4 separate regions of the Homo sapiens genome follow, and regions 1, 2 and 3 are each linked to region 4. A link is a contact called in ENCODE Hi-C or POLR2A ChIA-PET data. All regions are on one chromosome and are shown on one strand. Each heading gives the region's core, a stretch centred on a gene start or an enhancer-like site at or near the end of the contact. The rest is flanking DNA. Distances are from core to core; before and after follow the strand shown.

Evidence for each region. Hi-C counts contacts between places; a loop is a spot of excess contacts on that map. ChIA-PET counts read pairs that join two places held with the same protein, here RNA polymerase II (POLR2A). Pooled maps may share reads with other maps.
Region 1: a loop to region 4 is called in a map of CD8-positive, alpha-beta T cell, with 2.5 times the contacts of the local background. The contact joins two enhancer-like sites. A Hi-C loop is called at or near these places in 2 of 168 maps with a recorded cell type or tissue (B cell and CD8-positive, alpha-beta T cell) and 9 of 50 pooled maps. POLR2A ChIA-PET finds 5 or more read pairs at or near these places in 1 of 52 experiments (OCI-LY7).
Region 2: a map of CD8-positive, alpha-beta T cell shows a loop between it and region 4 (6-fold over the local background). The contact joins two enhancer-like sites. A Hi-C loop is called at or near these places in 5 of 168 maps with a recorded cell type or tissue (B cell, CD8-positive, alpha-beta T cell and naive thymus-derived CD4-positive, alpha-beta T cell), 14 of 37 single-sample maps with no recorded cell type and 17 of 50 pooled maps. POLR2A ChIA-PET finds 5 or more read pairs at or near these places in 4 of 52 experiments (GM12878, activated CD4-positive, alpha-beta T cell, activated CD4-positive, alpha-beta memory T cell and 1 more).
Region 3: a map of CD4-positive, alpha-beta memory T cell shows a loop between it and region 4 (5-fold over the local background). The contact joins two enhancer-like sites. A Hi-C loop is called at or near these places in 4 of 168 maps with a recorded cell type or tissue (CD4-positive, alpha-beta memory T cell, CD8-positive, alpha-beta T cell and naive thymus-derived CD4-positive, alpha-beta T cell), 1 of 37 single-sample maps with no recorded cell type and 15 of 50 pooled maps. POLR2A ChIA-PET finds 5 or more read pairs at or near these places in 2 of 52 experiments (activated CD4-positive, alpha-beta memory T cell and activated T-cell).

What each region holds. Positions count from the first base shown.
Region 1 is chr4:100,893,990-100,897,161 of GRCh38, forward strand. No RefSeq gene overlaps it. Among named protein-coding and RNA genes, the nearest start is that of LINC01218, 15 kb to the left of the region's middle. Within about 2 kb of position 1,747, at least 3 of the 41 ENCODE cell types and tissues checked have a DNase peak (open chromatin) inside an H3K27ac peak, as active enhancers do.
Region 2 is chr4:101,018,296-101,021,427 of GRCh38, forward strand. No RefSeq gene overlaps it. Among named protein-coding and RNA genes, the nearest start is that of LINC01218, 140 kb to the left of the region's middle. Within about 2 kb of position 1,781, at least 12 of the 41 ENCODE cell types and tissues checked have a DNase peak (open chromatin) inside an H3K27ac peak, as active enhancers do.
Region 3 is chr4:101,036,340-101,039,414 of GRCh38, forward strand. The region is part of intron 11 of PPP3CA (protein phosphatase 3 catalytic subunit alpha); the gene reads right to left. Among named protein-coding and RNA genes, the nearest start is that of LINC01218, 160 kb to the left of the region's middle. Within about 2 kb of position 1,797, at least 5 of the 41 ENCODE cell types and tissues checked have a DNase peak (open chromatin) inside an H3K27ac peak, as active enhancers do.
Region 4 is chr4:100,092,323-100,095,167 of GRCh38, forward strand. No RefSeq gene overlaps it. Among named protein-coding and RNA genes, the nearest start is that of DDIT4L-AS1, 96 kb to the right of the region's middle. Within about 2 kb of position 1,294, at least 7 of the 41 ENCODE cell types and tissues checked have a DNase peak (open chromatin) inside an H3K27ac peak, as active enhancers do.

The sequences.
Region 1 (3,172 bases), core at 497-2,996, 800 kb after region 4:
GACCCTTCACTCCGTTTCTAACCTGTTCTTAATCTTACTCCATCCCATTTGACCCTAAACTCTTGGAAGCATGTGTTTGATCCCACCTCTGGCAATTTAGACTTGGTGTCTGTAATTGGTCTCACTGAAGTTAGCTTTACAGCTCTTCCTTAGAGATTTTGACTGTCTCCTGGGCAGATTGCCTGAGATAGTATAGCCCATCCTAATCCTAGCTTTTCATAACTTGGCTAATACCCCGGCCAAACTGGCCCTGGGACTGTAATGGAACACTGTATCTCTTTTAGAAATCATGACTATTGCACAGTATTCATTTCTCCTGCTCCTTTTTGTGCTCCATATAGACAAATAAGAGCCTCTGCTTAGAAAAACACCATGAAAATAGTGCATAATAACTTTATGTACTTTTTTAAGTAAAAAGCTAGTTGGAAAAGTAAAATTTGGAGTTTATTTGGTTATTGAAAACGGAGTTCATAAACAGCAATTGACAGTACAGCACTCCTGTTTCATGTTGCATTGCAGTTGTTTTATGGTACTGTGCAAAGTCTTACCTTTTCCAAACAAAGAAAATCACCAGGCCTCTCTGCACTTAGTACCAATTAAACTGAGCATATTCAGTTCCATTATCACTGAAGAAAAGTGAGCCCATTGCTTTTGACAGGGAGCTGGCCCCTTTCTGAGGCCATGTAAGCATGTTGTGCAGCCACCTGTTATAAGAGCCCATAAATTGGCTAGCAATTATTAACCAGCCTTTCTCCATCAAAGTGCTTAGAATAAGATGGTAATTATGAACAGAAAAGTTAAGAACAGATTGATTATCAGATCTGTTGTCAACCACAGGCAATGTCATCATACAAAAAATGACATTCAAAAACCATTTCTGTCCTCTCTTTGCATTAATAGGTCTTAGGTTTAAGGACCTCCAGCTTATTTTCTATAAAACATTTATTCCTATATTGACATTCACCATAGCCTGTAAAGATAGAACACTTGATCTTGTATATCCACTTAAAAATGAGGACACAGAGGCACAAGAAGTGTTCAACATCTTACTCATCATCAGAATTAAGGAGGCCTGAAAGGAGAAGAAGCAGTCTGGCCCAATGGGAACTGCCATAGTTTTGACACCAGCAAGATGCAGATTTAACACGTGCTTCGATGTGAACATATTGTGTGACATTGGGCATGTAACCCAAACTCACTAAACCACAGTTTTATCAGTAGCATGGGATTTTTAAAAACTGTGTCATAACATTGTTGAAAATATTGAATAAAATACCACTGTTTGCACAAAATAAATTATAAATAAATGGTAACTATTCCTATTGAACCTCTTTTGACGAAAATTGCTTAGAGTCAACCCTAGAAACATCAGTCAGTAGATATGAGTATTGAAGTGGAAAGGAGATACTTTAGCCAGTCAAGGTGAACAATTATATCCAGGAAGTATAATGCCCCTGGGGCTGGGAATCATTGAGTATAATTTGGGAGTGAAGGTCAAAATGATTTGTTAAGGACAGATGCAAAGAAGAGTGCTACATAAAAATGTCTGCAGGAATGATTTTGTGGCTGGAGATGTAACTGAGGATACTTCTCTGGAAAAAAAGACCAGCTTCTTCTATAAATGCTGTCATTGACTCAAAATCATCTAGTTTTGTGGAATTTAAAGACGATTATATGATCAAAGGGATTATCTGCTTTCTGCCGAGTGGTTCACATCAATAAATTTATTTAATTTCACCACAACTCTGTGAGGCATTACGTCTTTTATACAGAAAAGGAAAGTGAAACTTACAGGGGTTAAATATCCTCTTTATGGTTTTATGGCTCGTTCAAGTCAGAGACAAGGAAACCCAGGTCTATCTAACTTGAAAACTCAACTTCTTTCCATCCTATCATATTTTCTCCCCCAAGAATGAGAAACTCACCAACGAAAAACACATCTATATTCTGGGGATTTGTTTTGGTTTGGTTTTTTGAGACAGAGTTTTACTCTGTTGCCTAGGTTGGAGTGTAGTAGTACAATCATGGCTCACTGCAGCCTCGACCTCCTGGGCTCAGGCAATCCTCCTGCCTCATCCTCCTGAGTATCTAGGACTACAGGTGTATGCCAGCATTCCCGGCTAATTTTTTGAACTTTTTTTAGAGACGGGGTCTTGTTATATTGCCCAGGGTGGTCACAAATCCCTGGGCTCAAAAGATCCTCTTGCCTTGGCCTCTCAAAGTGTTGGGATTACAGGTGTGAGCCACTGTACCCAGCCTACATTCTGTTTAAGAAGGAAACAAGATAAGTAAAAAATGAATGTGTTTCTTCAGGGAATAATTCACACACACACATACACACACACACACATTCAGATATCATAGTATTTACTTACCATACTCCTAAAGAACAGTAGAAGATGGAAAATAAGCTTTTAAACTATAAGAAAACAGACGATGGGGCTAAACTTTCAGACATTTATTTATTGTAACTTTGTTGTCATCTTATGATGATAAAGGGGGCAGCTAATGTGTTTCCTATCTAGATGTTTCTAACGGCTGTGGAGTTACGTTTCTTAAATATTTTTCTCATAAGACATTTTACAATAACATCATCTATCATGAAATTATGAACTATTCATAATATGTATTCTTATTTTCTTTTCCAAAACAAGTTCAAGGACATTCAGATTTAGATTTTCTCTGAGGAAAAAAAATGAGAAGTGGATTATGCTGTTTTATGCATCTTCCTAGGAAATTCTTTGCTTCCATTGAAAGAGTTGTAATTCATCACGTAAAAACTATTTATTGAGCAGCTACTCTTTTCAAGTCACTACACTAACCACTACTTGGAAATAGGGGGAAAAAAGAAGGGGGAAGATGACAGGTTCTTCGTCTTTAATAAATATATAATCTGATTTAAAAGCCAACACAAAGGAATCATCATGACTGTTAAAGCCATGCCGGAAATAGATTGCTTTTCTCTCCACCAGTGTTTCTGATCCCCTGTCCTGACTTTCCTTCCTCCACTAAGACTAATAATACCTACTACCATATAATGTGACATAATGCCTCTATAGGACAGTGCAAAACTTCTGGACAACCTACTCCCTTCCTGATGTTTAGGTATTTTTCAGAGGGGCAATTTTCAAAGAACACTAATGTCTTCTTTACAGTTTTTTCCAGGCTTTTG
Region 2 (3,132 bases), core at 531-3,030, 930 kb after region 4:
TCTTTGATTTTTTTTATCAGCATCTTGTAATTTTATAATTTTTGTTTTCAATTGTATACATATCTTAAAAAACTTGAGGAAAAAAACCTATTATTTTTACCTACTTACTGTTATTTCTTCAAAATTCACTTAGTAATTCTCCCCTTGTTGTTTCTACCACTTTAAAATTACAAAGTCATAAAATTTGTCCAATCCTTATTAGACTCTTACATGGAAAGATTCACCTTAGCCAAAATAAATATAAGTAGCCAGGCGCAGTAGCTCACACCTGTAATCCTAGCACTTTGGGAGGCCGAGGCGGGCAGATCACGAGGTCAGGAGATCGAGACCATCCTGGCTAACACAGTGAAACCCCATCTCTACTAAAAATACAAAAAAAATTAGCCAGGCGTGGTAGCGGGCGCCTGTAGTCCCAGCTACTCGGGAGGCTGAGGCAGGAGAATGGTGTGAACCCGGGAGCGGAGGTTGCAGTGAGCCGAGATCACGCCACTGCACTCCAGCCTGGGAGACAGAGTGAGACTCCATCTCAAAAAAAAAAAAAAAAAAAGAAAAAGAAAAAGAAAGAAATATATCATAAGTATTATTCTTTTGTCCTCCCCATCTAGATTTACTATGCCTCTGTCAAGGTAGTGGTTACATTACTGTGGTAAGCAATGAATTCAGTTTCGTCTTATTTATAGGCTACTTTGGTAGTATTTTCCAGTAGTGAAACAGTGTTGCATGAGGAAGTGATGCCAGGAGCTGTGACCATCCTTGCAACCACAAGGACGGAAGCCAATAGAAGAATAGTGTGAGAAGGATAGAAACAGCCTCAGTCCTTAGTGATGCTGTTGAGCCACCAAACTAACCTTGGGTCCTCGAAGTCGCAGATGTCCTTGTCTGGGAATTGTAAATGTCTCTGTGGTTTGAACCCAGTTAGGTATTTTGTTACTTGCAGCCGAAATACCTCCTGATACAAACACTGATTTGGCTCCATCTTAGCTTCTCATTCTCATCACTTTTTGTGCCCCACCCCTCCTTTGCTTTCACCAAGTGGTCAACATATCACTATTTTTCTGGATCTTTTCCTCTGCTCTCACTTTTTCCTCTCACACTGGAGCCCCCTCTATGCCTGCCCCCTCTGCAGCCTCTCCAGCTTTCCTCTAGGTAGGAAGATTCCAACCAAGTCAGCTTTGCCTAGGTTTTTCTGACTACACCTACCTTCTCAGCCGCCCACCACACTCACAGGTGCTCACACACGCATACACAATCTTCACCTACGGAATATCTGAAGCACTCATTTGACTCTGCATGCTGCTGAATACAACAATAACTGAAGTTTACTGAGTGCCTACTTTCTGCCAGGCACCATGCCTACTACTTTATTTGCATCATCCCTTTTGAAACCCGTGAAAAGCTTATGAACTAATTACTGTCATTGCCTTCATATCACCAGGGAGAAAATGAGATTTAAAGAAGCTTAGTTTCTCAAGTTCACACAGACATCTAATAAGTATCAGAGCTATAAAAATTCCAACCCAGGCCTAACTGTAGGCCAGGACTGGTGTCAAGAACCCTATACAGAAGTGAGTACATGTGGCACACACATTGATTTATTTTCACTGCCACTGCATATTGTGAGAGACTAGATTTTTGTCTTGAATTTCACTGTACTCCTTTCTCTGCCACAGGCCTAGTAGAAATAGCTACACAATAATGCACCCAGTTGATCAGGTGGTAGTCCTCTCCCCAAGCACTCTCACATTCTCCAGCTGTGGCCTTCCCTTCTCTATAAACACAGCTATCTTTATTAGTCTGTGACTAGCCCTGTCAGAAACATATGAGTTAAATTTTACTAAGATGTTAATAGCTGACAAAGGTTGGTGGTTTCCTTCTCTGATTTGTATCTTAAAAAAAAAAAAAAAAGATTTTTAGAGAAGGTGTTTTGAACTCAAAGGAATGACTCATGGTAAAACTTCCGGAAGGTAAACAGTGTTGAATATATATTCAAAAGGCATTTTGTGAGCAAATTCTGGCAAGCTGATGGTGATAATGGGTGTGGTTGTTATGGTAAGGTAGGGTGGTGTGAAATAAGCAATCTTTTCAATATGAAAGCATTCCATTCTCTTCAAGGCACAGGCAACTTTTTTCATTGATTCTTCACCAGGAATCTCCAGATACTCCACCACCACTTATCTCCTTTTTCTGGGTGAAGTCTAATACACTAAAACAACAACAACAACAACAAAACCACCGCTTTCTTCTCATAACCTTTTCAGTTGTGAATGTTGTATTACATACTTAAATAATTCCCACATTTTTGTGTAAATTCATATCCATTAAACAACTATAAATGAAAATTAAATTAATCATACATAATCTTGTGTAACAGCCGTGTTAAGCAGTAAAATATTTGCCTGTGCTAGAAAATCTGTAGAAATAAAAATATAGAACTGAAATTTAAGTTAGCTTTAGAAATAAATTGGACTAGGTTTCTCAAACTTGTCTGATCCACAAGAATTTTGGTGGATGCTTATTAAAATGTAGGCTCCACTCCAGACCTTTGGGGACCAGGAAATTCTTACGAGAAAGAACAGGTAACATTGAACTGGGGTAAGTGTTTCAGCTGCTCTTCAATAATGGTTTGCCATTTGGAATCTGGGAGTGCCCACACCATAAGGTCATGCCAAAAAATATTTTATTTCTCCTTCCCTACCTCCCCTTCTTCCAAGAAACACTATGCCAGGCAGTGTTTCATCCTAAGAATGCAAAGATAGCAACAATGCTCACTGCAGTGCCAGACAGACAATAAACAATTACATGCAGTGGATTAAGTGTCAAAACGGAGGTAGTACAGGATACTGTGTGCTTAGAGAGGAGGAAATGACTCATTCCAGTATTTAAGACACATCTGAAATCTGCACATAGAAGATGCATGAATACAGACCCAGAGAATTGAGGAAGCCTGGTGTCTTCCGAACATTGTGAGAAGTCCACTATGGCCGAAGCTCAGGGTCAAGTTTGGGGTAGATGAGATTGGCAGGAATCAGATCGTGAATACACTTACATGCCACCTTGTAAGACTCTCTGCAGGACAGTCCTGCAGACAACCTGGAGTTGTTGAGAAGCCTAAATGTTTCCAGCAATTGGTAT
Region 3 (3,075 bases), core at 547-3,046, 940 kb after region 4:
GCAAGACCATCAGCTTACATTGCTGTACTCTTGTCTCTGTGTTGTTTACTCTCGTCTACATTTCTTTTTCTTTCTTTCTTTTTTTTTTTTGAGATGGAGTCTTGCTCTGCTGCCCAGGCTGGAGTGCAGTGGCGCAATCTCGGCTCACTGCAAGCCCCGCCTCCGGGGTTTATGGCAGTCTCCTGCCTCAGCCTCCTGAGTAGCTGGGACTACAGGCACCTGCCACCACGCCCAGCTAATTTTTTTGTATTTTCAGTAGAGATGGGGTTTCACCATGTTAGCCAGGATGGTCTCGATCTCCTGACCTCATGATCCACCCGCCTTGGCCTCCCAAAGTGTTGGGATTACAGGCGTGAGCCACCGCACCCAGCCTTATGTCCACATTTCTAACCCTCGCCTCTCTCTGAACCTCCAGGGCAGAATTTCTAAGTGCCTCTACATAAATGCTCTGCCAAATTCAGTGCATCCTACTCTTCCCGATAAATACCTGTTAGGTATTTAAATTGAAAAGTACTTCCTCTTCTTTAGACAATGGCATCCTATCAATGGCATAGACTGGAACCCCTGTAGAATATTCTGGAATACTTCCTCTCTCTTGTAGCCTCTCATATAGGTAAGGGTTCTCACAGCCAACACCGGAAATCTATTCTGGCTAATTTTAACAGGAAAGAGATATATTAAAGGTATTAGAGAGCTCACAGATCCAGAGAACTGGGCTTCGATGCTCTGTAGCTGGGAAGGGTAACAGTACTTGTTCATACTGTGGGGTGGGCTCCATGAAAGGCTTGCCACTGATGTTCACAGCCAATGCCAGAGCTCATACTAATGCTGTGTAGTTAGCTCCCAAAATGCTGAGGTGGAAGCTCTTCCACTGCTGGCCCATGAGATTCCACACCTGACAGGACAATTGTTGTCCTGCCTTGCTGCTTCCTCATGATGCTCAATTTGAAACAAAGCCTTGCTTACATGCATTTATCTGACTGGCAAACCCTAGGCAACAGACTTGTATTTTATCTGCAAGGACTGCTGAAAGACAGTTTTCTGGTTCCCTTATAAGGTTGCACATTTCCAAAACGTAAGAAACATGTTGGGCAAGTATACCTGACAAATTTGTACCACATTCCACATTCATTAATCACGTCCTGTTTTCCCAAATTCCTTGTATTTGTCCTTTCCTTTGCACTTCTCTCCCCATAGCCTGGTCCAGCCTTTTGCTGGGATTACTTCAAAAGCTTCCTAAATGGTTTTTTTTTTTAATTTACATTTTATTTTATATTTATTCACTTTTTTCATTATCCATACGTCACCTTGCTAGCCAATCTTCACGTTGCAATTAACATGTATAGTGAAACATGGGTTAGAGCATGCCTCTAATCTCACGAAAATAATTCTACAACTCCTGATTGCCTACACACACAAAAATTAAATGTTTTAACATGCTATTCAAAACACTCAAGGATATGGACTTCAGTATATTTTCAGTCTCCTTTTAAACTAGATTCCTCACTCACCTTCATGTCTTTTGCTAGTCAGTCCTTTAATACATTTAGAATTCATTACTAGACTACTAGTATTGCTAAGAATTTATACTAGACTACATAGCACAGTTTTGAGTAAGACTCTCATTAGTGTTGCTCCCCAACTGAGGGAGTTTGGACACTCTGCTTAGCCTCTCTCAGATTCAATTTCCTCACAGCAAAGTGAAGTCACCACAACCTTGCAAGCTTCCTGTGTCGATGATTGTCAAATGTGCATAACATGGGGCATGAACCTGGCACTTAGCAAGTGCCCCATAAAAGGATGCCATTGATAGTGCTCTTAGGATTGTGTGGCTGTGCTCCTGATAATTTTTCCACTTCCAGGAATGCCTTCACCACATCTCTCCCTGCCCTGGAATCCAGCCTATCCTTCACAGCACTCCTCCAATTTTAACCTCTTTATGAACACTCCAGTCAGGAAACACAAGGTTCCTTCCTGTCTAATGCCACAGCAGGGTATCTATTCATGTAGTTATTTAGCACACACTTTTTTTTTCTTTTTTTTTTTTTGAGATGGAGTCTTGCTCTGTCACCCAGGCTGGAGTGCAGTGGCGCGATCTCGGCTTACTGCAACCTCCGCCTCCTGGGTTTGAGAGATTCTCCTGCCTCAGCCTCCTGAGTAGCTGGGATTACAGGCACGTGTCACCATGCCCGGCTAATTTTCGTATTTTTAGTAGAGACAGGGTTTCTCCATGTTGCTCAGGCTGGTCTCGAACTTCTGACCTTGTGATCTGCCTACCTCGGCCTCCCAAAGTGCTGGGATTACAGGCGTGAGCCACCACGCCCGGCCACTTTATTTTCTTTTGTTAGTTTATTGTCTATCTGGCTGGCATTCCAATTTGGTATCTAGATTGCCTAATTCAGTGCATGGTATACAGTTAATGCTCAATCATTATTTACTAAGCTTAACTTACTTTTTTCTGGATAGGATCTCTCTATATTCTGCATATGTGTTATGGATGCTTTTATTATAGAAAAACAATAATATAGAGCTTGCTTTTATTTTCTATTAACATGTGCAATTTTAAGTCAAGTCACTCATCACTGGGTTCAAATAGTCCATTTATCACGGGATAGTCATGGAAATTCTAGAGCTGTTTTTACTTTCCCTCAGAGACTTCAGACAGAATAAGAAATAAAAGCATTATTGGTAAATCTGAGGCACAATAAATAAACAAGTGTTTACTCAGAATTCCAATTAAGCTTATGACCTTCATATACGCCTTTGTCCCCACAGAACATTTTTCTAGCCATACAGGCCTCCTTGTGGTCCTCAAAACTGCCAGTTTTGTCTTTACTTAAGTATCTTTGCACTTGCTATTGTCTTTGCCTTGAACTCCCTTACCTCATTTCTTCATGAAGGTCACCTATGCTTGCCCAAATACCATTACTCAGAAAGTTTTTTGTTGACCACACACTAAAAGAAGTTCTTTATCTCCCACTTGCTCCATCTCTACATTGCCTTATTTCTTTTCTCCATGGTACATAATCAATGCTTTAAGTTTCACTATATTTACTTATGGCATGAATGAATAAG
Region 4 (2,845 bases), core at 44-2,543:
AAAATAGAAAAAAAATCATCTGATTGGCTTCGGCTAGGCATTTGCCTTTTTGGGCCACGGCGTGTTGAGGCATCTGCCTTATTTGAGCATGATCTGATCAGTTGGCTCCCTGTGATTGGCTTGATGGTCAGCTGTTTGTGATTGGTTGAAACTTGGCTACTCGCAAGAAGAAAATATACTCCTAAGTTAGGTTTTGGCTTGTTTATGTACTAGATTAGGTTGTGGTTTGTTATGTAGGACCTCAAAATATGAGACAGTCCCAGGCCAATGGTCTCCTGCTTATTTAATTTAACAACACAAGATTGCAAATTTCTGAAGGTGGGTCCTTAATAGCTATGCCTAGTGTGCTGTCTCTAGGCTACGCTGAAGCTTCTGGTACCTCATCTGTTAGTGGATGTTAAGTGTGGTGTTGCACTCTCTTCTTTAATTGCCGAAAGAGGAGTTAGCTTTGGGCCTCATCATTGCGAGGAAAGAACTGAGGCTTGGAGGGCTGAATTGAAGATTAATCTGAATGACTAACACTATGTTGTTTCCAAAATCACCCCCTGTTCCACTTTGAAACAAACTTGTGTTTTCTCAGTTTCTCCCCGAAAGGAAAAGTTTCTCACCAGGAGTGTCGTGGTGCTTTGTGTATATAAATCCTTGCTGGGTCCATATCTATTCTCCACACATGCCTGGAGTCGAGGCTGAATCATTTATTATTTATTCCCCAGCATGATATAGCTTTATTGCTTATGTTCACTGGGGTTTGGGAAATAAAGACTCAGGAAGCAGAAACACACCAGCTACAAGAGTCTGACATTTGTTTATGAGCAGGACAGCCTTGACTTATTATTCTACTTCTTCTCTTGCGTCTCCGGGAACAGATCTAAGAAGTGGGACCTTGTATGCAGTCACTGAGACAGCTGTTCCCATGAAAATCAGGGCTCATGGAGGACATGCAAATGCTTCTCTGTCAGTCTTCAGCCTGCTTGCTCTGCCTTCTGCTTTCCTGGTGAGGATTAAAAGAGGATTTCAGAGCTCTCCTTCAATTTGATGCCATCATTTTGATGTCTATGCCACCCGTAACTCCAATTTCTAAACTTGAGAGCTGTACAGGCCTGTTACAAAGTGGTTACCTTTTAACCACTAACTTCCGAGAAAAAACTTGGATCACTGAGGAGAGAACGAAGACAAATACAATTGAAGCCCCAGGTAGTTTTCCTGAGGCCTCATGATTTCTTTTGGCAGAGAAACCTATGATAGCTGGTGGCCACTAGGGGTCCCCAGAAGGCTTTTTTAATGAACAAGAGGCACCCGCGCTCCTCACCCCTCCCTTTCCTTCCCACAAATGCCAGGGGTAAAAACAACTTTAAGCTCTGACGTCAGCCAGCCAGGGGAGCCACCCTGTTGTGCCCATAGGTATAGCTAAGCTTCTGAGAACTGGGGCCTGGTGCTTTCCCTGGCAGCCCAATTTTCAGCTTAAATCATTGCCTTAATGTTATTTTAATGTGCTTGGGGTCCCTGGGGGACAGAGTGGGTGGCAGGGGAACAGCATTTAATTTCCTTTGGAGTTTGGAATGTGCCTGACACTTCTTAAGTACTTGAGTGAATATGAGAGTCTGTAATCCTTGCAAGAGCAAGCAACTTTGGGGGCCTTCTTATTTGGCAAGCTTCAAGACAAAGTTAAATTTTTGCTAGGAGAGAGGGAAAAAAGGAAATAAACATGTATTAAAAGTCTGATATATGCCATGGGCTTTACATTTATTATATTATTAAATCTCAAAAATAACCTCATCCAGTTGGAATTATTGTTCTAAATGCTAATATTAGGAAGGAGACATTCAGATTAAACAATTTGCCTACTGTTTACAGCTGATAAATGACCCAGGTAAGACCACAGCACTGGTCAATTAGGATCCGCAATCCAGGCTATGCTCTCAGTATCCTTCAGCCTTCTGGTTTTACTGTGAGGGCTCTCACAAAGGAATCTACTCATTGTTTTACCTGAAGCTTTTAAAGTACATAACCAAATCCAAACCTATAAAGGTGAAATAGCACTTTTCTAGATAATAAAATTAAAGCCTGAATGTAATCAAGCAAATGCTTATTAGGGATATTTTGTCCACCAGGTGCTATGTCTAATGCAGGTTCTGTTGAGGGCCTCATGTGCTTAATTCAGAGTAAAAACAAACAAACAAACAAAAAACACTAATGTTAGGGCAAATGTATTATTTTGACCAGAATGACATAGATTGGCTGTGTCCACATCAACTAAATAAAGTGAGCAATTATCTGATGAATTGCTGCTGAAGAGAAACACTTGATTCTTTACCACATTACCAAAAGGGTAGATTGACAAATAAAGAAGAATGTATCAGGCTTGAAGGTTGGCCAAAAATTGCCAGTCAATACTCTGGAAGTTTAGCAACAGGGAAATATCATAAGGGTTTATTTGAATCAGCCCTGTCACAGTGCCCAACCCAGTGCCTGGTGTAGTGTAGGCTCTCCGTGAAGGCAGAATCAACGTTGAATGATGTTTTTAAAAATGTTTATAGGCCCACTGTGAACATCCCAGTCTCCCTTCAGCTGAAGTCACTTTATGTTGACTCAAAACAATCTGCCCTCCAAACGAAAGTGTAAAATAAGAAACCAAGGCTTAGACGCTTCAAACACCAAAGCACCCTCTTCTTATATTCCTCCTAATTGTTAGTAGAGTAAGGTGTTTGGCTATTATTAGTCTCCCAGTGCTTACGTATTTGCTGGAAATATGCCTCATCCTCATGTATTACACCTTCTGCATAATCTAGTTTTATCATGTAGAAATTCCAAGGATTTATGAAGGTGAAATGACTCTGAAGTCCCT